Linked DNA regions of Mus musculus: regions 2 and 3 are each linked to region 1. Evidence: chromatin loops called from intact Hi-C (ENCODE). Cell type or tissue: heart. All regions are shown on one strand.

Evidence for each region. Hi-C counts contacts between places; a loop is a spot of excess contacts. Peaks named below come from ENCODE experiments on the same cell type or tissue, not always from the same donor. Only the 100,000 strongest peaks of a DNase experiment are listed, where the experiment ranks them.
Region 2: it touches region 1 in a loop (14-fold over the local background); 14 of 42 quality-filtered maps call a loop at or near these places.
Region 3: a loop joins it to region 1, with 3 times the contacts of the local background. A loop is called at or near these places in 9 of 42 quality-filtered maps.

Annotation. Positions count from the first base shown.
Region 1 is chr11:113,862,787-113,870,786 of GRCm38, forward strand. It overlaps Sdk2 (sidekick cell adhesion molecule 2), which reads right to left. Exons shown (of 45, transcript NM_172800.3): 9 at 6,940-7,134; 10 at 6,064-6,180; 11 at 5,119-5,286; 12 at 4,206-4,308. Among named protein-coding and RNA genes, the nearest start is that of Gm51930, 63 kb to the left of the region's middle. In heart, CTCF peaks have their summits at 818 (motif pointing left) and 3,008 (motif pointing right); a DNase peak (open chromatin) is centred at 3,065; H3K27ac peaks cover 354 bases.
Region 2 is chr11:114,278,877-114,286,876 of GRCm38, forward strand. No RefSeq gene overlaps it. Among named protein-coding and RNA genes, the nearest start is that of Gm31318, 21 kb to the right of the region's middle. In heart, a CTCF peak has its summit at 4,537 (motif pointing left); no DNase peak of the experiment used is centred here; H3K27me3 peaks cover 1,291 bases.
Region 3 is chr11:114,466,180-114,474,179 of GRCm38, forward strand. No RefSeq gene overlaps it. Among named protein-coding and RNA genes, the nearest start is that of Gm39471, 14 kb to the right of the region's middle. In heart, a CTCF peak has its summit at 4,750 (motif pointing left); DNase peaks (open chromatin) are centred at 2,422 and 6,572; H3K4me3 peaks cover 1,108 bases; H3K27ac peaks cover 530 bases; H3K27me3 peaks cover 5,191 bases.

The sequences.
Region 1 (8,000 bases):
TGTCCTCTGACTTCCACGTGTGTGCAAGCCCACACAATAAAACAAAGCAAAGCAAAACAAAACAAAACAAAAAAGTCCCTCCTAGCATTCAGCATTATCAGCATCATCAGCATCATCAGCATCACCATCCTCCTCATCATTATCATCATCATCACCACCACCACCACCATGAGCATAAAAACCAAGAGATGGTCCTCTCAACAATGATTCTGAAGCCACTGGACATCATTGCTCCAGGCATAGTTGTAGTTACAAATCTTTATTTCAAAGTTGGTTACAAACCTAAAGGCACAGTGCAGAATCCCCCAGCTGCCAGGAGGTAGTGGGAAATCTAGAAGGCCTGGCCTTCAGTGCTGACTCCAGATACCACACTGAAGGCCTGATCCCTGTTGGAGAGGCGTGGATAAGACAGACTTTGTCAAAATTAAAATTTTCTACTCTTCCACAGATACTTCCAAGAGAATAAAAAGAGAAGCCACGGGCCGGAAGAAGATGTTTGCATGACAAATATCTGATAAGGCGCTGTTATCCAAAATATACAGAGACTTCTTAAAACTCAACCCTAAGAAAACAAACAGCCTGATTAAAAACCGGGCTGAAGTCCTTGTCGGATACCTCCCCAATGTAGGCACATGCAGAGGGAAACAGAAATGAGATGTTTGCCTCCTAGGCCACAGAGAAATGCAGATTAGCGCAGCGGATAGGATGGAAGGACTCTATTCTAGAGCATATTCTGCTATTGCAGAAGGCTGGAGCTCGGGATCTAGCACCAAGCAAGACAGGAAGCTCACAATTGCCTGCAACTCTGGCTTCAAAGGATCTGACGCCCTCTGGTGGACTCCATGGGTACTGCACTTACAGGCGCATAACCCTTGCCCTAGCCTCAGATGCACATAATTAAAAACAAACAAACACACACACACACACACACACACACACACACACACACACACACACACACACACACACAAACAAACTACTTCAGAACAGCAACAAGAACTATACCACAACTAATAGAATGTCCAACATCACTCAGTGCCTGCCAGGGCAATATCCCCTCTTCCAAGATGTGTACCATGCCTCTGAAAGACACTTGGGTGTTTGCTTCCCTCCCCACCCCCCTTTTCTTGACAGGGTCTCAGTATGTAGCTCTGGATGGCCTGGAACTTGCTATGTAGTTCAGGCTGGCTCCAGACTCACAGAGATCTGTTTGCGTCTGCCTCCTGAGTGCTGGGATTAAAGGTGTGTGCTATCATTCCTGGCTTGAGTGGTTTCTTTCAAAAGTAAACAAAAATATATACGTAGCCAGACTTGGTGGCTCATGTCTGTAATGTTATCACTTGGGAAGCTGGGGCAGGAGAGTGGCTACAAGTTTCAACCCACCTTGGGCTACATAATAAGAGCCTATCTAAAAAAGCCAGGCGTGCGCGCGTGAGAGCACGCACACACATACACACACACCCCTCTACCCATATCACATTCTTGGCATTATTTTCAGGAACCCTTTTGGCTCCAGATAACATCAGCCAATCTTTAGCAAATCAGAGATGTGTACAGAATTTGATTACCAGGATACTTGTAATGAGATTTCTCATATTAGCAAAAATTTAGAAATAATAATGAAAAGAATGCAGTCACTGTGAACTGGTAAACTGTTTCCCTCAGACAGTGGACTCTAAGCAATCCAGTAATTGAGTTGATGCAAACATATTTATTGACATGGCACAGGGGGCACAGTAGGTCCGCAAGGGAAAAGGATTAGAGACTAGAGTGTGTCTGGCTTCTTTAATGGAACTCAAATATCATTACTGATGGTGTCAAATTAAGGGGAATGGTTAACTGTACATGGGTTTTTCTGCTAGTCTTTTTTTTCTTGATCTGAATTTTCCTCTTGCAATGTAATAAATTCATTACATGGTAAAAGTATAAAAAGTATTTATTAATATTAATAATGTCTCAAAGTGGATTGTTCGTGTCCTGTCTAGATTTGGATCCAGATACCAAATAGATTCTTTGAGAATGGCGGGCAGCCTGCAGCTGTCTGGGCCTCACCCCTGGGGCCTGGCTTTGTCTTGACAGCACATTGCTTGGGATTTGAGCGTCCAATACTTAAATGTGAGCCGTTGGCTTCTCCCTTTCTAGTCTGCTCAGGGGACCCCGTTGTACTTTGTAGTTAGAATATCCTGTTTCTGGGAGAATATCAGAACCACTGGGCGGCTTTAAAAATACTGAGCATTGTGTCCCCTACCCCTATGTAATCTTGAGGCTGCAGATGGCAGCAGGGGCTGCCACTGCCCAAGGAGTGCAGGCTGGGAGCAGAGACAAAGGGCTGGCCTTGGGCAAATCTGTGAGCTCCAGGTTCAGTGAGAGACTCTTGGTGATTGATAGAGAAGAGATACTTGATGTCTGCCTCTTGCCTGTGCGTGTGCACACACACACACACACACACACACACACACACACACGCACACACACACATGTACACACACATGCACACACCTGTACACACATATGCACATACACACATGCATGCACATATGCACATACATGTATACATATGTACATGCAGGCACACAAATGCACGCATACACACAAGCAATGGAAACAGCTGCTGACATAACATAGTGGCTATTTGGGAGTTTTTCAACTAGCAGAACATAGTTGAGAACTAGAGAAAGGACACTAGTATGTCATCGAGACTGTGACTCAGGGGATGGCTTCTCTCTGAGGGCACTTTCACAATTGCTCTATTAATTTTTTTTTTTTTCTTTTAGAGAAAAATCTGATAAAGCCAGGATCCTGAAGTCAGTCTGCCAACATTCTGACTACCTCTGTGTGATTTCAGGGCTCATGTTTGTCCCTGCTGGCATGTTACAACGCCCCAAAGGTCAATGTTGAACACTTCATGAAGCGTTTCTCAGCCTGGGCAGGCCTGGAGTCCTGCAATCCTGGTTCCTCAGAACTCTATTATACTGATTGGCAGACTGTCCTCTGTCTAGTGACCACCAGGTGGCGCCCCAGGACACCACTGTGAGGCTTAGGGAGGCCATGTCTGCTGGAGGCAGGAGTGCCCGCCCCTCGTGGCCTCTTGGCCTCTGTGGCAATTGTGGGACAGTGTTACTACTCATTAGCTAGACAGCAACATGCTGGAATCTTCTGAAGGAGCAGTTATGCTGACTCCCAGCCTCTGGAGCTCTCCGGAGAGCACAAAGGGACACAACACACCCCTCCGTCTTGCGGCTCCCAGATCTTCTTATGGTTTGGGAGTACCCTGGGCGTCCTTGTTTGAGGTTGGGTCTGTGGAGCTTTGGTCCACAGACGCCCAGGCGAGACACTTGCTTTAGACCCACACTGAGCTCTTGGTCCTGGCTTTCCCACAGGGGCAGGAGGTAACTTCTGTTTAAGCTTTTCCTTTACATGCCCTCTGACGGGGTCATCCCCTGTCCTGTCTTAGCCCCGTGATCACCTCTGTGTCTTCTTGCCCAGACAGCTCCACTATGAATATTAAAATAAGACCTGAAGACCTTACAATAGGAGCTTAAACTAATTCATTCACACGAGGTTAGTTAGGGGGTTTAAAAAGTGGGGAGCACGCGGCAGGGGTCTTCTACCTCTTTATCCTAAACACCCTTTTCCCTTCCCTCTTCGTCTCCCTCCTCTCTTGCTGCCCCTTTTCTTCCTGTCTAGTATATGTGCACAATATGTGTATGGTGAAGTGCATATCTGCGTGCTAAGCGTGTGAGGCCAGAGGAGGATGCCAGGCGTCCTGTCTGTAATTTCTTTCCGTACTCGTAGACAGTGTCTCTCATTGAACCTCAGAAGTCTGGGGCAAGCTCCATCCCTCCTGTCTCTGCCTCTCCACACAGCTAGGGTTAGAGGTATTTATGCAGCTGTGCCCTGCTTTGGAATATGGGGATTTGAACTCGGGTCCTCGTGGTTAACACATAGGTGTTCTTAGCTCTGAGTCATCCCCCCACCCCTGAGTCCTCCTCCTTGCTCTATTTCTCTGTCTACCATCTCCTGCCTCAGGACTCTGCATCAACACGGTTCACACAGCATGGTCCTTAGGCACCAAGCCTCTTCTCCATCTCGCCCTGTATCCAGCTCTGGACATAGCCCCCCAGGTGAGGCCTTACAGACGGCATCAACTCCCCGATGCTGCCATCCTGTCTTATAAGCGTCCCTTCCCACTTTGCATGGAGTACCTGACAGTCACTCTGGGATCGTGGGTCACTCCACACACCATGGAGGCCTGGGTGCCCTTGATGACACTCTGGTCCTGGGGTGGCTTAGTGATGCGTGTCCGGGCTGTAAGACAGGGATATGTTTAGTGAACAGGGAGGTTGGGCTGACACCATAGTTGGCGGGGGAGGGACACGCTGGAGCTGCACATCTGGATGCTGGGAGATGTTGAGCGATGACCTCATATGTTGACAGGTTTATGTCACAAAAAAGTCCCAGGAGAGTGGAAAGGACAAACTGTCCCAGGGACACTGTGATTCTCTGAAGCCACAAACACGGTGTGGACTCGGTGCCATAGAAAGAATGAAAATTGCAAACTGAGAGTGACCAGAGCCACCAGGCCAGCTTCCTGGTGACAGGCAACTACTCACTCGAGGCCCTAGGGCTCAGCCTGGAGAGGTATGTCCATAAACCTGCATGTCTGGGGTGCACACCTCAAGTGGAAAAGGCTTGAGAGATCTGCTGGCTTCTCTCCAGGCTGATAATGGTGGGTGGCATACTGAACAGACAAGCTCACCTCAATGGGCCTCACCACCATGCCACTAATGTCTTGGCTGCTTTCTCAGCAGCACAAGGGTAGGAGAGGGACCCTGATGGACACTGTCTAGCCCGCAGAGCCAAAAATATTTACTCTCTGGCCCTGTGTTGATTCTGCCCTAAAATACATAAGACAGCTTTTTTATAGTTCTCTGGACTCAGCTGAGCATGGCATGACCTCTCCATCCAGTGGCCTTGCTGGCAGGGCCACCTCCTCCTGGTTCCTGGCTTCTGAGTTAATTTGTCATCATCCCTGTGACAGGAAGAGCCTTGGTTGTGTCAGCAACACAGTATGGGAGTACAGATGCTGGCGACCCACCCCTACGGATGGTCACTCACCCCACACCACCAGGTCTGCTGACGCCTCGTCTACTCCCCGAGAGTTGGTGGCCAAACAAGTGTAGGTGCCGGCGTCCGAGATGTGGGTTGGGCTAATGAGCAGGCTGCCAGATTCCAGCAGTGTGAATCGAGGCAGCTGGACAGAGCCACTGGCCAAGATGCGCTCCCCTGAGGTGACATAGGGTTTTATGGGTTATCAGATGAAACCTTGATGCTGGCCCTAAATGCTCCAGCATTGGAAGGTCTCAGCCGCCCACCCATCTCTGGACATGTTAAATGAGTTAAGTGTTAAGTGACAGGCTGAGCTGGGACTTGGTGACAGGCTGGGGCTCACAGGCTCACAGGGCAGCAGTACCCTTTCTATCATCCTTTCTGCCATGCCTCCACCCACCGCCATGTCTGTCCTTCACCCGATGAGGCCACAATCTGTCTGCTGTGGCTGCTTGCAGCCAGCTAGCCATGGCCTGGGGGCAGATGCACTTGGGCTGGGGAGAGGAGGCAGGACACAAGCTGACAAGGTGATGAGGGGTACCTCAGCACAGGACAGGATGCTTCTGGAGAGAGTCACCTTCAGGGAAGCTGAGGAGGTGATGGATGGATATAGGGTGTGGCGGGGCAGTGCAGGGGAGGCGTGACACAGAGAGAGATATACACAGGTAGATCGGTAGACAGACAGGCAGATGGATAAAGATTCTACCAGGTTGGGACAGATAGACCTCTTACAGTGGGACATAGGGGGTCTTGGGTCTGGCCTGGGAGACACAGAGACAGAGACAGAGACAGAGAGAGCAGAGCAATGTGGATTGTGAAAGATGGGCGGCGGCACAGTGTCTAGCCTTTACAGCTGCACGTGGGGAGCTCAATCCTGCTCACTCCTGAACCTAGAGTGGAAGGCTTTCCTAGACTCTCACGTGACTACGCCCTCTGAAGGACCATCCCGCCTACCTTTTTGCCAAGTGATAGCAGGCCGTGGTGCCCCTGAGGTCTCACATGCTAGTACCACCGACATGCCGTCAATCACCGTGCTGTCAAGGGGGCCTCTGGTGATATTAGGGGCAATGCCTGTAGGGGGAGGCAGTGGGATCTATTAGCGATATCTAGGAAGACCCCCAGCTAGGGGCTAAGTTTTTTTGTTTTTTGTTTTTTTTTCAAGACAGGGTTTCTCTGTATAGCCCTGGCCGTCCTGGAACTCACTCTGTAGACCAGGCTGGCCTCGAACTCAGAAATCCGCCTGCCTTTGCCTCCCAAGTGCTAGGATTAAAGGCATGCGCCACCATGCCCGGCTTAGGGGCTAAGATCTTAGAGCCCACAGAAAAGACAGATTTCCCTCCACTCCACCATCTGGCCCTGGTGTTACAGGGCCTTCTGCAGGGAGGCTCATAAGAGGTCCCCAGGTACCCGTCAAGAGAGGTCTGCCCTCTGGAACCTCAGACATCCACTAAGGGGAAACTGAGGATGCAGAGGGAAGCTCACACCCTCAGTGACAAACTCAGTGGAACCTGAGCTCCATTGAACATGCACCAGTTTGTGCAAGAACGAGCAGCTGATAGCTGCCTTTGTGCTGGGTCTCCGGAACCCTGGGTGACTCCTCTGACCCGAGGTCAGCAGACACAGGACCCACGAAGAAGATCATGAGTGAGCAGGGTGGACAAGATGCTGTGCTGAGGGGGTGTGAGGAGCTGGTGCCACATGGGACAGCCTCCCCCCCAAAGCCCCCCCCCCCCCAGTGCAGGTCAGTCCACCCTACCAGCAGTGAGTGTGGAGGGGTGCTGTGACTCATGGGGAGGCTCACTCAGAGACAACACAGGGGAGGACACTTACTGGTGACAGCCAGGTAGGTGGAGGTCTGGGCCTCGCCAGCTGCATTGTGGGCAAAGCACTGGAGCATGCCGGTGTCGTCGGGCAGCAGGCCGCTGATCTGCAGGCCGCCATCGCTGCGCTGCTTGAAGCGGGTTAGCTTCCCCACCTCCACCAACGCAGCGTCCTTGTACCAGGTGATGGAGGGAGGCGGTACCCCTGCGGAAGGCCAGGGCCATGGTCAGCCATTTTGCCCCATCCCAGGCCAGAGTCTGCAGGAGGTCCTAGGCTGCCTTGTTTTCTAGGATGCTCTCATAGGCATTGTTTTTATAGAGTATGCTCTTTTAAAAGTCTCAAAAAATTTAGGATAGAATAGAGATTTTTCAGAAAGTGGAAATCTCCTAGACTCAATTTCCTGCATAGACTAGGCATGGCTGAACACACGCTTTGTAATACAGTATTTGGGAGATACTGGATTTAAAAAAAAAAAAGTCAAGGCTATAAGACTATCCTCAGTTATATCGAGAGTTCAAGGCCAGCCGGGAAGTTTTTAGAGGGAAGGTTCATTATTACTATTACTGATCACATCTTTGTTTATTATTATGAGAGTGGGCGTGTGTGTGGAGGCCAGAGGACAGCGCTGTGGAGTCATTTCTCTCCTTCCACCTTTGTGTAGGTTCCAGGGATTGAACTCAAACCGTCAGGGTTTTTGGCAAGCACCTTTACCCAAAGAGTCATCTCATCTGTCCCTATTACTGCTGAGTTGCTTCAGACAGAGGCAGGAGGAGCTCTGAGTTCGAGGCCAGCCTGGTTTATAGAGAGAGAGAGAGAGAGCGCTTCAGGGCAGCCAGGGCTACACAGGGAAACCCTGTCTCAAAAAACCCAGGACAGTCGGCTACACAGGGAAACCCTGTCTCAAATAAACAAACAACAAACGAAAAGAAAAAAGAAAAAAAATATTTCATTTTAATTTGTGTGTGCGTGCATGTGTGTATGTATGTGTGTGTGTGCACATGTGTGTGCACATGTGTGTGTGTGTGTGTGTGTGTGTGTGCCTGAGGCAGCCAGAGGCATCCATCCCATCC
Region 2 (8,000 bases), 420 kb after region 1:
AGATTGCCTGAAGAAGCTAGGCTGCTTTGCTTTAAAGATGACATGGGGGCTTTGGACAAGGTGAGGAGATAAGACAGAAGGGAGACAGGGTCCTGCCTGTGTCACACAGAGTGACCAATGAGCATCGATATTCTTGGGCTGGCTGAGGACTGCTAACCAGGACGTAACAACATCCCTCCAAAACTTAAAGGCATGGGAGTGGGGGGCTGGGAGAAAATCCCCCCTCTTCATTTTCCAGGAACGATGAAGGTGCTTGACTGTCACATGGCCCAGGACACAGACGGGGGGGGGGGGGGCTCTCCAACAGGCTGAAGCATGGCAGACATGGCGCCAACTGGTTTTGCCTTTTCCCCCCTTTCCCTCTCCGTTGTTAAAAACTGTTAGATCACATTCCTAAAGGCAGCCCTCAAGATCCATTCCCTCATTTGACCACTGACTCATTCCTGAGGCAAATCACAGAGCTCCAACAATCAAAATTCATTATTTGGCTAACATGTCTTATCAGGGTTTACCAACTTACCCTGGCACAGACTCTCCCCTCTTCTCCTTACAAACTCACTCCCTCAAAAAAACTAAAAACAAAATGCAAAAAGCAAAACAAAACACCTGCCGCTGTTGCTGTCTGTCTTCTGTCTGTCTGCCTTTGCAGCCTCCTCTACTGCTTGCCCCTCTGGGGTACTGTATCTTCTTTGTGCTGAGAATGTGGTGTCTGGGTGTGTGCTGTGATGGCTAGGGGAGGGGCAGCTATCCCTTACACAGACCGCATAGTAGGATGGTGGACATGCCACCAATCTAGCAATAAGATCAGGCCCACGGAAACAGGATTCTAGGACTGCAGAGCCCATAGCAACAACCTCCAGTCACCCCTGGGTATGAAAGAGTGGCAGGCTACTTTTTCTACATTCTAAGAAACAAGGAGGGCATTTCTCATCTGGCTGCCATATCCATCTGGCTCCTAGATGCTCACAGACTCCTCTTTCTACCCTAACACTCAGAACAAAGGTCCCAGACCCAGGCCTGAAGACCATCTGGATTCACTATGCTCCTGATGCAGGCCAAGAGGAGGGCTTGGGGCTGAGCCTCAGGGTCACATCCTCTGGGTATCAGTTGTCTAGAGTTCACAGTTTCCAGGGTCTTCCCTGTTCATTAGCTCAGAGCCACCCATAGCAGCTATGTACCAAGTAGTACTTCAGAGACTCTCTCTCTCTCTCTCTCTCTCTCTCTCTCTCTATATATATATATATATATACACACATACACATATATATGCATGCAGCTGCCACCACTGCCAAATTAAGATGCAATGAACCACTAGCTACACTAGTGGAAAACCCAACAGAAAACTGGATTCCTGGCTGCAGAGAGGCTGTCCTATGGGCCTAGACGTGCAGTTCAGTCCCTTCGATTCCACTCAAGGCTCTGAAGTTACCTTCCACTCACCCATCCCCTTGACTGAAGTTTTTCTGCAGATCTCAGTGTTCTGGAGACAGAGGCTTGGGTATACATTTTGCCATGCACTCCCTAGATTTCCCTGAGTGGCTCATATGCCCATTTCACATCTCCCCTCCCCATCCCCAAAGCCTGAAAGCAAGAACCTCAACCTCTAGAGAGAATTACAAAGATTCATTTGGTGAATCGTGCTGGCAGTGGTAGCCAGACATGGAGTCCGCCCCACCCTGCCACTGCTCCAGGGGCAGCTCCATCAATCTCTAAGAGCCACTTCTGCCTCAGCTCTAGAGTGAGGAGGGAGTCTTCATCTTTGTGTCCTTCTGAAATAGTGCAGGCACGGGCTGGGCCCTCAGCTTCTCCCTCCTAGATCCTGGCAGCGTTGGGACCTCAGAAAGATCTGGGCAGAAATGCTTCCAGCTGACTCGGTGCGAAGGAGTCAGCTAGCCGCCATTCACTGTCCCGGAAGGCATCACCGCTGTGGAAAAGCCCTGGGGTTCTCATCTCACAGTCCCGTTCTCACGCAGGAGGAGGATGCTTCACCTTACCCTCGGCACAAGTATGTGTCTTCTATGTCTTCCTGATTCTGACTAATTTCTTAACTCTATCAGGGTTCTGGTTGCCAATAACAGAGGCTCACATTGAGGGAATGTTCTGGAAGGATATTGGAACACAAACTATTAATGTGAGGATGGGAAACAGGTGGGAAGTTGAGAGCAAGTGGTTTCTAGAAGCTGGGCATCAGAATCTGTCTGAGACATGGCACTTCTAACACCACAATTGCTGGACCATTGCCTCCACGGGCCACTGAAACAGAAGACTAACCTACCCCCACAGCTTCTCAGTGTACACACGCCAAAGTCAAAACCAGAATGTAACGATTGGCCAATCCTGGTCACCTGACTAGACTCTGGCTATTAGGATTGGCTGTTGGGACTGGATAGGCTGGGTCACATGGCAGCATCAGGCTGCCGGATGAGAAGGTGTCCGTTTGTTGGACTGGCAGTGGGTTCAAGGCTGTCACTCACAACCCTGCCCACGGGGCAAAGTCTGCTCTCTGTCCTTGAAGCTCCTCCCTCTAACCCCTGCCCAGTTTCTCTGCGGGCGGGCTGGGCTGGTGCCCTATTAGCAACTCACCCACGTTCTCCACTTAGGGCAGATAAATTGGAAACCTCCCCTGGGGAGGAAGGATGGCAAGGATGGGCTCTATTACAAAGCAATATGCTGAAGGGGAAGAGGGCCATTTGGACAGGAAGATGGAGCCGGGAAATTTGGCTTGTCTCCCTGCGTCGGGGGCAGGATTGATTTCATTCATAAATACTCTCGTTGATCTTGAGCTCCAAAGCAGGCTGTGAAGGCCGCTAATGAGTCCCCTTGACCTTCCCTGCACCCACCGTCACAGACACCCCTTCCAGACCTCGCCCTGGTCTTCCCTTCTTCCCAACTTCAGCTATTTAAGGGATGGAGTAACCTGAGAATAAAGGCCAAGCAAAGTCTTTGAACTTGGTGTGAACCTCAGTATCCCCGGGCCTGAGCCAACCCCTTAGCCTTCCCTTTCCTTCCATCTTCCTCAGTTCCCATCCCCTCTTTAATTAAGATGGTGTTTCATGAGCCCAAACCGAACTCAAGCACACTATGTATCAAAGATGACCTTTAACACTTGACCTTCCTGCCCTAGTCTTCTGAACACTGGGCGTGGCTGAACAGCCCAGCCAATCAGCTTTCCCACCGGAGTCTTCCTGTTTAGAGGTTCCTCTCAATAGCACCACCAACTGGGGGCCAGACCTTCCCCACCCGTTAGTGTAGCCTAATGACCATCGCGTGCCCCTAGCTTTGTGCCTTTTGTAGTACGTAGCCTTGAGCTCTGAACACCTTCCACACGTATGAACCTGCTCCTCCCAGTCCTGGCTGCAGCCCATCTCAGCCACCTTGTCCTCGCTGACAGATGAGGGTAATTGGTACCCATTCTCCAAGGACCCTCTCCACGTGGATCTGTAGACAAAGGATTTCAAATTGATTTAAAGCCGGTGTCAGGCTGGCTTAAAGAAAAATCTCCACAGAAATTAGTCAGTTTAACATTTGGGAGCTGCTTAAGCAAAAATCTCCACTGGGTGATCTTGGGGACAGCGCCCTCACCCTCCCTACGAAGGCAATGGGGAAGCTGAGGTGCTAGGAAGAATAGGGATACCTTCTCAGTTTAAAGGACTGGAGTAGGCATTGCCCAAGGATACCAGGGGACCATGGCCACTGCCCTTAGAGTCTGTCTCTGCCGGGGGGGGGCGGGGGGGGGCTGGGGGCTGAGATTGGCTTAACTGATGGCTAACTCACTTGTTGGCTCAAGTGTCATCCATCAGGCCAGACGAGTACCAGTGTGGGCTGGCCCTGATCATCTGCTGCCTGGATTGTCTCACCAGATGCCTATGTGATGGTCCAGGCTCCAGTCCAACCTCATCCAACCTACCCTGCCCAGGCACCGGGGCGATCTGCCCCCAGCACAAAGCCAAACAGGCTGCTCTCTCAAAGAAGGCAGTGTTGTGTTGCCTCCATGACCCACAGGCTACAGACTTTCACTCTCTGATGAGAGGAGGGAGGAGTTTTGCTCTGTGGAGCTGCTGGGGTCTCTGGTTCATCTCTCACACTCCATAACTCCAGGATAACGTACACAGAGGCTCGGAGTTTCTCACACTCTTCCCTCTGGCCGAAACACCCCACACCTCCTCCCTCCTCCCACACCTCCCACCCCCACCCCCACACTTCAGGTATACTATCAAGGCTGCTTCTCTCCTGAAACATTCATTGCAGGCCATCACCCCTTGCACAGGGCTCTCTCAGAAGGGAGGTCACTTCCCCTCCTATGCATCTGGTTCAAACACTCTTGGTGGCTTCCTTGTCAACTAAGGCAGATAGGAGCGAAGCCCAACTAAAATACACCTTCACATTCACACCTCCAGGGGCCTACATCCCCTGCCCCCCCCCCCCCCCCGCCCCAACAGTTCTTCTGTGAGCCCATCCATGGATTAATCCATCCTTGAGGTTAAATACCCTCCATAATTCACTTACCTCTCAATGGCGCCACCAACTGGTGGTGATGGGGACACTGCCCATCCAAGCTGTAATACCTAGGATTCCACTGGAGACTGTGGTAGGTAACCCCCTAAAGGTAGGCACAAGTTTCTGTGACTCGTGATTATGTGGCTCACACCTGGACTCTATGGGAAAAGATATATATATATTTTTTTTTTTTTTGATGTAACCAAGAACTGTGAGGTGAGCTTAATCGAGATCACTGGGATGCCGCCTAAGGAGCATAAAAAGAAAGAGGAGGGAGGCTGGATCTCTAACATGTCAGAGGAGCAGAGGCTCTGTGGCCCTGGGCAGAGAGGAGAGGTGCAGCCGCTGTAAACAGGTATAGGCAAGGATGAGTCCCCTCTGGAGCCTCCAAAGGGAGGGGGACCCTGGTCACACCTCAAGTTCAGTCTTCTGGCTTTCAGACCAGTGAAAGAATGACGAGCCCCGTTGTTTCAAGCCACCGAACTTCTGGAAATGTGTTAGAGCCACCACTGGCCACTCATACAGAGAGTCCCAAGAGAAGGATGGAGCTTGCGAGACTCTGGCCAAACTCCAGCAAGGAGAAATCTAGCTGCTTGAAACCCTTACCGTGGACGGGCATCTTTTCAAGGAACGGAAGAGGGGTCTGCCTATCCCCCAAGAGAGGCCTTTTCTTGGGGCAGGACGAGCTTTTCTTTTTCATCCCTAGGCTCGTTGAGGGACTGATGGAATGAGGATTTTCATCTCGAGGCTCAAACCACCAGGATTTCAAAGCTGCCTGCTTCTCAGGGTTAAAGTTCCTGGGCAGGAAGAAAAAAAAATCTCTGTGAAAAGTTTTCTGAGGCCAGGGAAGGTGGTGAGTTATTCCCTTTGAGAGATTTCTTTTACATGTTCACCTCTGAAGTAGCTAAATGAACGGAGCTGTCGGCGTGCTCGGCGCGCTGGCTGTAACGTGTCCGTGAGGTACCGGGGGAGCTTGTTAAAGGGTAGTTCCCGATGCATCCAGCCTAGGCCTGGCCCCGGCTGGGCCTGAGAGCCTGCATGTGTAACAAGCTCCAGGGAGACACCCAGGCTGCTGGCTCACAGGACACAGGACTGGCAGGTTGTGAGTCAGTGACAGGGCTATAGTCTGTTGACTCTGAAGGTCACTCACTCTGTATCCACCAACTCAGCTGTCATGTCCTCCTGCTAAGGAGAGGGAAACTGAGTGAGGGGAGGGAGGGGTGTCACCTAAGGTCTCAGAGTCTCAGAGTTGCATGGGGTTATTAGACTGAGCACCATCCTGGGCTTGTTGCTGCGGTGATGGTGACGGGGAAGATGGAGGCCTTTCCTTTAAGGGTAAGAGCCCTCTCTACCCTTCGGCCTGGCAGTTAAACTGCCCATCCGCCTCTACATTTTGAAACACACGTCAGCTGCCAGGCTGATCGATAGGCTCGCTCATCTGTGAGGTTTGAGGCTCTCTCCACAGATGTAATCAGGGCTCCAGAGACGTCCTGGCAGCGGGCACGTGGGGAGGGAGCGCGGCAATACGTTTAATCAAGGAGCAGATGGGGAGCTGATAGAGTGTGTAGAAAAATCAGGTTTCTGTGATAACATTCTCTTCCCCCACTCAGCCTCCGCACCCCCTGGCTTCTCCATCAGGACTCCCGGTGCCAACTCCAGCCCTGCCCTTTCCAAAGATGGTTCCCCCCCCCCGAACTCCAGTAGGGCCCCCTTTATAGAGATATGAAGCTTGGGAGTGAGGAGAGTGGATTGGGGAGGGATGGGTTGCTGCATTTGGAACCTAATTCCCCTCTCTAGGCAGGAGCCTGGAGAGGACCGGAAGCCAGGATCTAACAGACTGAACACTAAGCACTGGAAAAGGCATTGGAAGAGCTACCAGCCAGAGCCTCCTGCAGCTGGCAGAGAGGACGCTGGGCTGGTGGCCTGGGTACTCCATTCACAGGCTTGCCCCAACCCAGTGTCTTGCATTATGGTCCCAAGACAGGATCTATGGAATGGTTGTCACCGAGGGTGGCTTTGTCCCCAAAGAACATTTGGCAATGTCTGAAGACATGTTCTGATTGTCACGACGAGGGTGGGAGGGTTCTCTTGGCACCCCGTGGGTACAGGCTGGGGAGGCTCGAAACGTCTCCACAACACAGGACAGCCTCCACAGCACAAATAGTCTTCCCAAAATGTCAGCAGAGCCCAGCTGAGAAATCCTGCTCCTCGGAGAGCCATCACTGGCCACAGCTCTGGTTAAACCCACTGACCTGTCTCCAGGTGGGCGTGTCTGGCTCCTTTCCCCACCCGTGTCCATTTCCCAGGCTAGCTCATGGAATCTGCTCAGGGACACGTGAAGTGCATATATGTCCATGTATACATACACACACTCCAAGTCAAGTGCCATTAAATGGGCTTGGGCCTTTTATTAGTTCTGGGGAATCTGTATATAAGTAGAGGTTGGGGGTAGGTGGGGAGTCTTTTCATCTCCCCCCACCCCCCTATCCCTCTCCTTCTATGCCCAGCCCTTTCTGGTGCCTTAACTTTGAACCTGGCTTTGTTCTACAACAGATGTGTATAGAGAGACCATATCTGTTCCATGTCCCTCTGATTTGCAATTGGGCTCTGTCCCTCCTGGACCTGAGAGTCCAGCTACACAGAGGGCATGCTCTCTGCCTTGGGAGATCATCTTCCAGAACAAGGTGGCCTCCTAAGGCAGTTTCTTGGAGAACCGCACCCACCCCACCCCCCCCCCCCCCCGCCATCCCAGATCTGCTCCCTTAGTCGGGTTAAGGTCTCCGCATGGTGAGTTACTTGATAGAATCCATGTCTTCTCATCCCTGTGGGGTCAGTGCATCCAAGGCACTGAGCTCAATGTGTTTAACTAAGGTCTTCTCTGCCATCTCCTGACTATGTTTTTATCGACATTTGATAAGTGAGAAACTGAGTCTCAGCAAGGTTAACAGAACAACTGTGCTGGAGGTCACACAGCAGGTAAAACAAAAACAAAAACAAAAACAAAACAAGATTGGAGGACTTGACCCCATAGGTCACTGCAAAGACCAGTCTCTCAGGATTAGGCTCCTTGCTCTGTCTCCTTGGTAACTCCTTGAAAGTGATCCACACACCCACGGCATCAGTGTGACCTAGGACTTGTTAGACACAGAGATCCCAGCACTGCCCTGAATGTAGAACTGGATATGAGCTTTCCTATGGGAGATCTCAGGACTCACAGATGTGGGGATGAGATGGTTATGGGATTCCCTGCTGGAGGGCAGTGAGGCTGGGGGTGTGAGCAGGACCCCCAAAGCTGGCCATCCCCTGTGCCTAGTAACTGTATCCCAGCATTCTCTCTTTGGTTACTCAAGAATGCTGACCTGCAAGCTGGGGCGCATGGCTCAGTGGGTAGAGAGCTGGTGCAAGCTCAAGGGCCTGAGTTCAAATCCTCAGAATCCTACATAAAAGCCAGGTGCAGCGGCTCATGTCTGTAATCCCAGAGTGGAGGTGTAGAATAGACAGGG
Region 3 (8,000 bases), 600 kb after region 1:
GAGTGGCAGGGATGCAGTCTCCTGGACCTCAGGACCTTAGCATGCGGTGCAAGGGGCCGCTCATCCCCTGCTGATTTCTGCTTTTCCTGTTGAGGAAAAAAGCTGCAGCTAATTAGCTTCCTCCCTCTTTGTGTGTCCCTGGGGCTGCTGGGGAAAAAATTTTTTTCTTCCACGGATAGAAAATTAAATCGGCTGTTTTTGAGGAGTGGAGGAGGAAGGAGTTGAGGAGGGGATGTGATGACCGAGGGGACAGGAAGCCAAGCAAAGAAAGGACAAGAGCCCACCGGACTTAGACAGGTAGCCCTGGTTCCCCTGCTCTGCTGGGGAGAAGCTCCCTCCAGGAGCGAAGTTTCAAGAGCCAGGTGAAACCTAGCAAAACCTAAAACAGGCCTCAGGTGCAGGAAGGACAAAGCTGAGGTACAGAAAAGGTGGGCACACAGTATGTCTGAGTGTGTCCCAGTTTACCACCAAGGCTATCCCGCCCCCCTCAGATGGACCCAGCACCCTGCAGCTTTTGTCTGTCCCAAGGGTGGTGTTGTGGTCACCCTGTACCATGCCTCTCTTTGCATGGGGGCCAGGGAGGGGCCATTGGATCGTCATCCAGACTGATGAGTCCATTTGAAAGAGGGTAAACTGAGGCTTAGAATGATGTACGTAAGGTCTTCCAAAGCCAGGGAAATAGACAGTAAAGAGGGCAGAAAGGCAGCTGGCCAGACATGAAGCTGCTGCTGGCTTCCTTTAATTCAATGGTAACTGTGAGGCTTAACGCTACTGGCTGATGAAGCCATGGGAGCCTGCGACAAGGAAGGTTAAGACTCCTGCGAGAGTCCCTGAGTCTCCAAGCCCATAACCAACTCCCCAGATGCCCGTTCCCAGGAGAATCACGAATGCTGGTCTCACTTTCTCCAGGGGAGTTTATAGAGCACAGGTTGATGGACAGACTCCTAGACATCAGGCTACAGGTGGTGACACGCGTCCCCACCTATAAAATGGACACCTCTTAACTACATGTCTTCCTCCTCACCCACATAGTCAGAGTCACACATTCCTTCCCTAGAATTCCCTCTCTTCTTCCTACCACCCAGGAATTGGGGATATAACACGACTGTAGGCTCCTGCTGTGGCTCACAAACCAACCACATGACATGAAACCTCCACCCTCCATAAGAAGGAGGCCCCACCCCCACCCCCCGAAATGCCTCCTGAGCCTGGGAGCTCCTAAGAGCTTCTGCCATGCTGCTGTCTGTCTGTCCTGTCTGCCTGTCTATGACAGTGCTTCTAACCCTGTGGGTCATGACCCCTTTGGCAAGCCTCCATCACCAAAAGCATTCATATTACTGTTCATAGCAGCAGCAAAGTTACAGTTGTGAGGTAGTAATGAAAGTCATTTTATGGTTGGGGGTCACCACCATATGAGGGACTGTATAAAGGGTGGTAGTGTTAGGAAAGTTGAGAACCAATGCTCTATGGTGTTATTTGCAATTCTAATAAATCTCTTACACTCATATGACAGCCTGCCTCAGTCTCTCCCTTAAACCCCAAACCCCAAAGCCTTCCAATAACTTCTTGAGTATCTCCCCTAACATGGAGGAGTCTGGAGAGGATTGCCCACTTAGGGAACAGTGATGGGCACACAGCTGGACTGAGGTTGGCAGCAGCTCCAAGACGGGTCCGTGAAGTCTGGCTGGCATCCAGAACTTTGTAGTGGGATGCTAATCCCTCTGGCTAGTGCAGATAGCCACCTGCACACCCTGGGGTCCTCAGGGGCCACCACTCCACTTCCCCAACTCTAGCAGAGGAAAGCACAAAGCAGCCGCCTGGAGAATTAGCTCAAGTGACACTCACTTTGTATACACATGTTTACAACCAGGGCCAGATGGCGAAGTGTTGGATCCGTTTCAACTCCACTCGAGTGAGCTTAGCTGAGCCCAGCTTTGCATGCAGCCCAGGGCAGCAGCATAGGAGAGGGCAATCCCTCCCTCCAACGCCCACCCTCAACCGGCTCCTGATCTGAGAGGGGATGGATGTACGAGACCTCACTGAAAGCTGCCTCGGCTTGCCAGCTGTCAGAACTTCTTATCAAACATCCTGAAATTCTTCAGACAGAAGAAAGACACAGAACCCACTCTGATATGTTGTTTCTTTCTTTTTTCTTTCTTTCTTTGTTTCTTTTTTTTTTTTTAAACATAAGTAAATAAATAAAGAAATCTCACTTGATGGGAAGGAGTTTGTGAACAATCACGAACAACGGTGTTTGTGCTGCCAAATGATTTGTACTGGCAGGAAGAGAGGGTGGCAGATCACACAGAGCGATTGTTTCCCAAACTCTGGAGGCGGCCTCCAGTGACAGAGTGACTGGGAGGAGGAAGGGGCTGGCAGAGTGCCGGGGAGCGAGAGCCTAGGGGGAGGGGCAACAGTCTTCTTCCCCTAGTGGAATGATTGCCCCCCCCCCGGGGGGGTGTAGTCTACCAGAAGGCCAAGAGGAACAGGACTGCCCAGCTCTGAGGAGCCTGAGCTGAACTGACAGGACAGCGTGGGAGACTGTGAAGTAGTGAGGGCAAGCAAGAGCTTACTCCCCAAATCACACCCCCTAAACCAAATTTATTGGGTAAAATAAAGCCTATGGAAGCCAGGTACAACAACACCAAAAGAAGAGAGAGACAGAGACACAGAGAGAGACAGACAGAGACAGAGAGGAGCAACCAAGGGAAGGGGGAGAAAGAGAACGGAAAGGGGGAGAGAAGAAGGGAGGGAAAAAGAAGGAAGGGAGGGAAAAAGAGAAGGAAGGGAGGAAAAAGGAAAAAGTAAGGAAAAGAAGGAAGGAGGGTGGAAAAAAGAAGGGAGGGGAAGAAGGTGGGAGGGAAGGAAAGGAGGAAAAACAAAAAACAATCCCCAGGTTTTGCGATCTTAGGACCCCTCAGTCCAAAGTAGCTCTGACTATCCACCCATCTCCCCAACCAACACCTCTCCTCTGTATGGGGAGAGGTGGCTCTGTTTCTGACAAAATGTTTCCTTTGCTTTGTTTTGTCATTGACTTCCCAAGGTATTGCTGAGTCTCACCTATAGGATGGTTCCTGACCTAGGGACTCCATCAGCATTTGCGGAAGGAAGGAAGGAAGGAAGGAAGGAAGGAAGGAAGGAAGGAAGGAAGGAAGGAAGGAAGGAATTGCCCATACCTCTATGCTGCTCATGATGGTGCTAACAGGAGTGCCTAGCCACACTCTCCTGGCTAGCCCTCCTCTTCCTCCTCCTCCTTCTTTTCCTCTTCCTCCTTTTCCTCCTCCTCCTCCTTTTCCTCTTCCTCCTTTTCCTCCTCCTCCTCCTTTTCCTCTTCCTCCTTTTCCTCCTCCTCCTCCTTTTCCTCTTCCTCCTTTTCCTCCTCCTCCTCCTTTCCCTCCTCCTCCTTTTCCTCCTCCTCCTCCTTTCCCTCCTCCTTCCCCTCTTCCTTCTCCACCCTCCCCCTCTTCCTCCTCCCTCCTCCCCCTCCTCCCCATCTTCCTCCTTTTCCTCCTCTTCGTCCTTTTCCTCCTTTTCCTCTTCCTCCTCCTCCTCCTCCAGTTCCTGGGACCAACCCCAGAGTAGGGTGTACAGGGTGAGGGAGAGACAGACAGCTCATAGTAATTGCCAAGCTAATGAGCTGGGACTAAGAAGCAAAATGCAAGGACTATGGGATGGAGGGCGAGGCTGGAGACTCTTCCAGCCATGGTTATTTAGAAGACTCTGAAATTGAGAATAAGCTGGGTTTCATTACTGGATAATGAGCCCGAATCATAGAAGAAAGGGCTGGCTGGCTGGCTGGCTGGAACAGGAAAAGAGCCTCTCTCACCCTCCTGCCTCAGACAAGAGCCAAGGAAATCAGGTGTCTCAGAAGAGACGGGCTCCAGGCCCAGAGACAGGCTCCCAAGCCAATCTGATGGAGATAATGAAGAGGTGAAGGTCCAGATGAACATCTCTACCTTTCTCCAAAGACAGTAGAAGCAGCCGTACCTCAGGCCAAGCTAGCTTCAGCTCATGGCTGCAGCCACCGTTGAGACCCCTGAAGACAACTTGAACATCCGATATCTTTGGTGATCTCTAGGCATGGCCTTCCCTGCACCCTGCAGCCTGCAATCTGAGCATCTATGTCCCAAGTGCAGACAAAGGCTGATAGCTCCTGACACCTACTGGAACCACCTTTACTGTCCTCAAACAAAGGGTATGACCTGAAGGAGGAAGGAGGAGCCATGCCCCACCCCAGTATATCACACGCCTGCAGATTGTAGACAACATCACTTAGGTGTGGTGCTTTGAAAGAAAACGCTCCCCATAGGCCCATAGGGAGTACACTGTTAAGAGAAGTGGCCTCATTGGAGTGGGTGTGGCCTCATTGGAGGAAGTGTATCTCTGTAGGGATGGGCTTTGAGGTCTCCTATGCTCAAGCTATGCCCAGTATGGCTCACAGTCTCCTTCTGCTGCCTGCAGATGTGGATGTAGAGCTCTCAGCTCCTTCTCTATCACCACCCCTGCCTGCACACTGCCAGGCTTCTCACCGAGATGATAAAGGACTAAACCTCTGAAACCACAAGCCAGCCCTGATTAAATGCGTGCCTTTATAACAGTCACTGTGGTCATGGTGTCTCTTCACAGCAATAAAACCCTAACTAAGGGCTGGAGAGATGGCTCAGAGGTTAAGAACACTGTCTGCTCTTTCAGAGGTCCTGAGTTCAATTCTGAGCAACCACATGGTGGTGGCCTGTAACCATCTATAATGAGATCTAGTGCCCTCTTCTGGCCTGCAGGTATACATGCAGGCAAGATGCTGTATATATAATAAATAAGTAAATCTTTTAAAAACAAAACAACCCTGACTAAGACACTGGGGGTGCTACAATTTGTGCACATGTGCTTGAACCCAGTTCCTAGATGATGGAGCCATTTGGGGAGGTTGGACCCTTTTTAATAAGTGGCCTAGCAGGCAGACACAGGCCCATAGAGGCAGGGGAAATGAATATGGTCAGTTAGATTCCAGGTCAACCATCCTGATTCCTGGTCAGCATTGTGTAGCACCATGTCAGTTGCCACAAGCTCCTATTACCAGAGTGCCATTCTCTACCAGGCACCTGATGGATGGGTGGATCGTATCCCCTCAAACCACGAGCCCAGATAGACCCTTCCCCCCTACATGCCACCTCTCCAGTATTTTGTCTCAGCAATAAGAAAATTCAGTGCTACGCAAGAACACTGGCTGTGGCCATTTAGACAGAGCAATCTAGCCGACCTGGCTGGACACAGGACTTTTTCTAGAAGTTACAAATCAAAATGAGCATCTCAAAACAAACAAAACAAAACAAAACAAAACAAAACAAAACAAAACAAAAACTGGATTTCTAAGACAAGTATCTTGTTTAACATAAGTATATCCCAATGGGACACACTAATGAAAATTATTCATTGTCTGAAATTCCAATTAAACTTGGCGTTCTGTGTTCTTAGCTGGCCACCCTGGGATGACTCCCCACTGAGGTCCACCCTCCCTGACATCCTTAGAGGGAGATGGGTCAGGAAGATACTGAAGTGTCTGTGTGCCACCCTCCAAGGGGTCCAAATGTAGACGAAATCCTTTACCAGTGCTGGGAATCAAACTACTCCCAAACTTGGTGGCTTAAAGTGGCCGTTTGGTTATACTTGGAGTGTTCTGGTTTGGTTTCTCTGCTGCTCTGAGAAACACCGTGACCAAAAGCAGCTTTGCAAGGACTGTGTTTACTTGACTTACACTGCTGCCCTACAGCCCCTCACTGAGGGGAGTGAGGGCAGGAACCTGGAGGCAGGAACTGAAGCAGAGACTTCAAGAACACTGTTCGATGGCTGGCTCTGGGCTCACACTCAACTATATATTTTTATACTACCCAGGAGCTCAGCAGTGGCCCCACCTTTAATGGACTTGGCTCTGCCATGTGTTATCATCAATCCAGAAAATGCCCTCACGGGTGTGCCAACTGTGAGCCCAAAGAAGCCGCTCCTCCCTCACCTCTGCCAGGTGTTTTGTCCCAGCAACACAGAAAGACACCCATCTGCTCAGTGGCATAGACCCTGTGGATGTGTTTGTAACCATTGGCAGTAAAGGAGAAAAGTACTAGAAGGAGCTAGGCTTAGGGTACAGGCTCGCCCTGAGGTTATGGAGGTGACAATGAAGGGGCCCTGGAGGAGGCCCTGTTGAAGCTCAGAGAGCAAAGGTAGATTCAACATGAGTCCTAGATGTGAGGATGGGCAGAGCTCAGCCAAAGGTCCCCTACATATTCAGGGCTTAGTTCTGAAGGATTCCGCGACTCCTGGTGAGAGGAAACAGCGAGGGGTGGGAGCGCTCAGAAGCCATCGGAAATGCTCCGGGCTGTGGAAGGTTTGCATCGTGCTTCATCAAAATTGTCTGCCGCCGCCACCGCAATTGCGTGTGACTGGCACCATCTGCGTTGATCCGGCTCACAGTCCCCCAGGCTCCCTCTCCACTCCCACCCATCTGCACAACAGCATCCTGGCATGCCCCATCTCCACTGGAGAACAATAACATCTGCCTACAGCGAAGCCCCGCCTCCTAGTGCTGCCAAAACAGGATTTGGGACGGAGTTCACAAACCCCAAAATGGCCTTGATTTGAGGCCAGAGGGTACACGTGGGAACCTCTAGAGAGTCCAGATTGTGGTCAAAGTAGAGGGGAGGGGAAGAGGAGGAGCCAAAGGGCGGTGGAAGGTCCCCAGCTGTATAGGGCGCATCCCATTCTCTCTGGTCCTACCTCTACTTTGATAGAAATGGATCAACCTTGACTCTGGGCCTTTTTGCCTGGGGTGGGGGTGGGGCCCTTGGGATGCTCCTCCCCTACACCTGCCTGTGGGAAGCCAGCAGGCCAGCAAGCCCCGCTGTTGTTTGCTGCGGTGAGAGGCAGGAGCCGCATGAAGAGCATGCCTTTTGAAGCTGCAGTTAATTGGATTTTACCGCATTTCTCTCTTCTGCCCTGTCCTTAATAAATGGCAGGAAGGAGAGGAGGCAAGAGACAGCTGATCACAGCTGGGAAGGAAGGTTATGACGGTGGCCTCTTTGGGCAAAGTAATCAATGCTGAGCCTCCCCGAACGTTCAGACTGCCCTGTAAGGGCTCAAACAACACTGAGCCCTCAAAGAGGGCACTGACAGGCTAGCTGCCTCTATTACTAGGGTTTTTTTTTTTTTTATTCCTGGAAAGATGTCATCTCACCATTGCCTACACAACCGTGTGTGCGTGTGTGTGTGTGTGTGTGTGTGTGTGTGTGATGTGTGCACACACATCCACAGGCATTCACACCTGGGATGCTCTATGCTCTATGCAGGCCTACTACCTGCCCACAGTCCTGGGTGTGCAGGACTCAATCTGCCATCTTTGTTCTGGTTTGGATGGAGTTCTACCCCCAGCAGCCGCGCCCCACGAGGTCATGGATAGCACCTGACTGTCTTGCCATGGTTTGAATCGGAAATGTCCCTCTCATGAGCTTGGTGCCAATGCTTTGGGGGCTGTGGGATTTCTGGGGATAAGGCCTGGCTGACAGACATAGGTCACTAAGGGTGGGCCAGCCCTAGTTCTGGTCTAATCTCTGCTTCCTGGTTAGCTGAGATATGAAAAGCCCATAACTCACTTTCCTGAGGCCACAGGTAGTTTGTGTCTCCTTCTCCCCCCCCCCCATCCCTCCCCATGATGGACTGAGCCCCTTTGAAACTGTGAGCCAAAATTAATCTTTCCCCAATTAAATTGCATTATTCAGGCACTTTGTCACAGTAACACAAAAGTAGGTCGCAAGCCCTTAAGGGGGGTCTATTGTTGTTTTACTAAGCGGACCTGTCAAATTTACTAAACAGTTCCTGTCACATTACCTTCTAAATATTTGTGGGTGTGCTGGTAACTCCATTCTGCCTTCTGCCTCGGTCAGAGAGGCTGCCTTCTGCAGTGGGTGGTTTGGTGACTACTGAGACTCAAAACTAGTCAAAAGTGTTGACAAGAA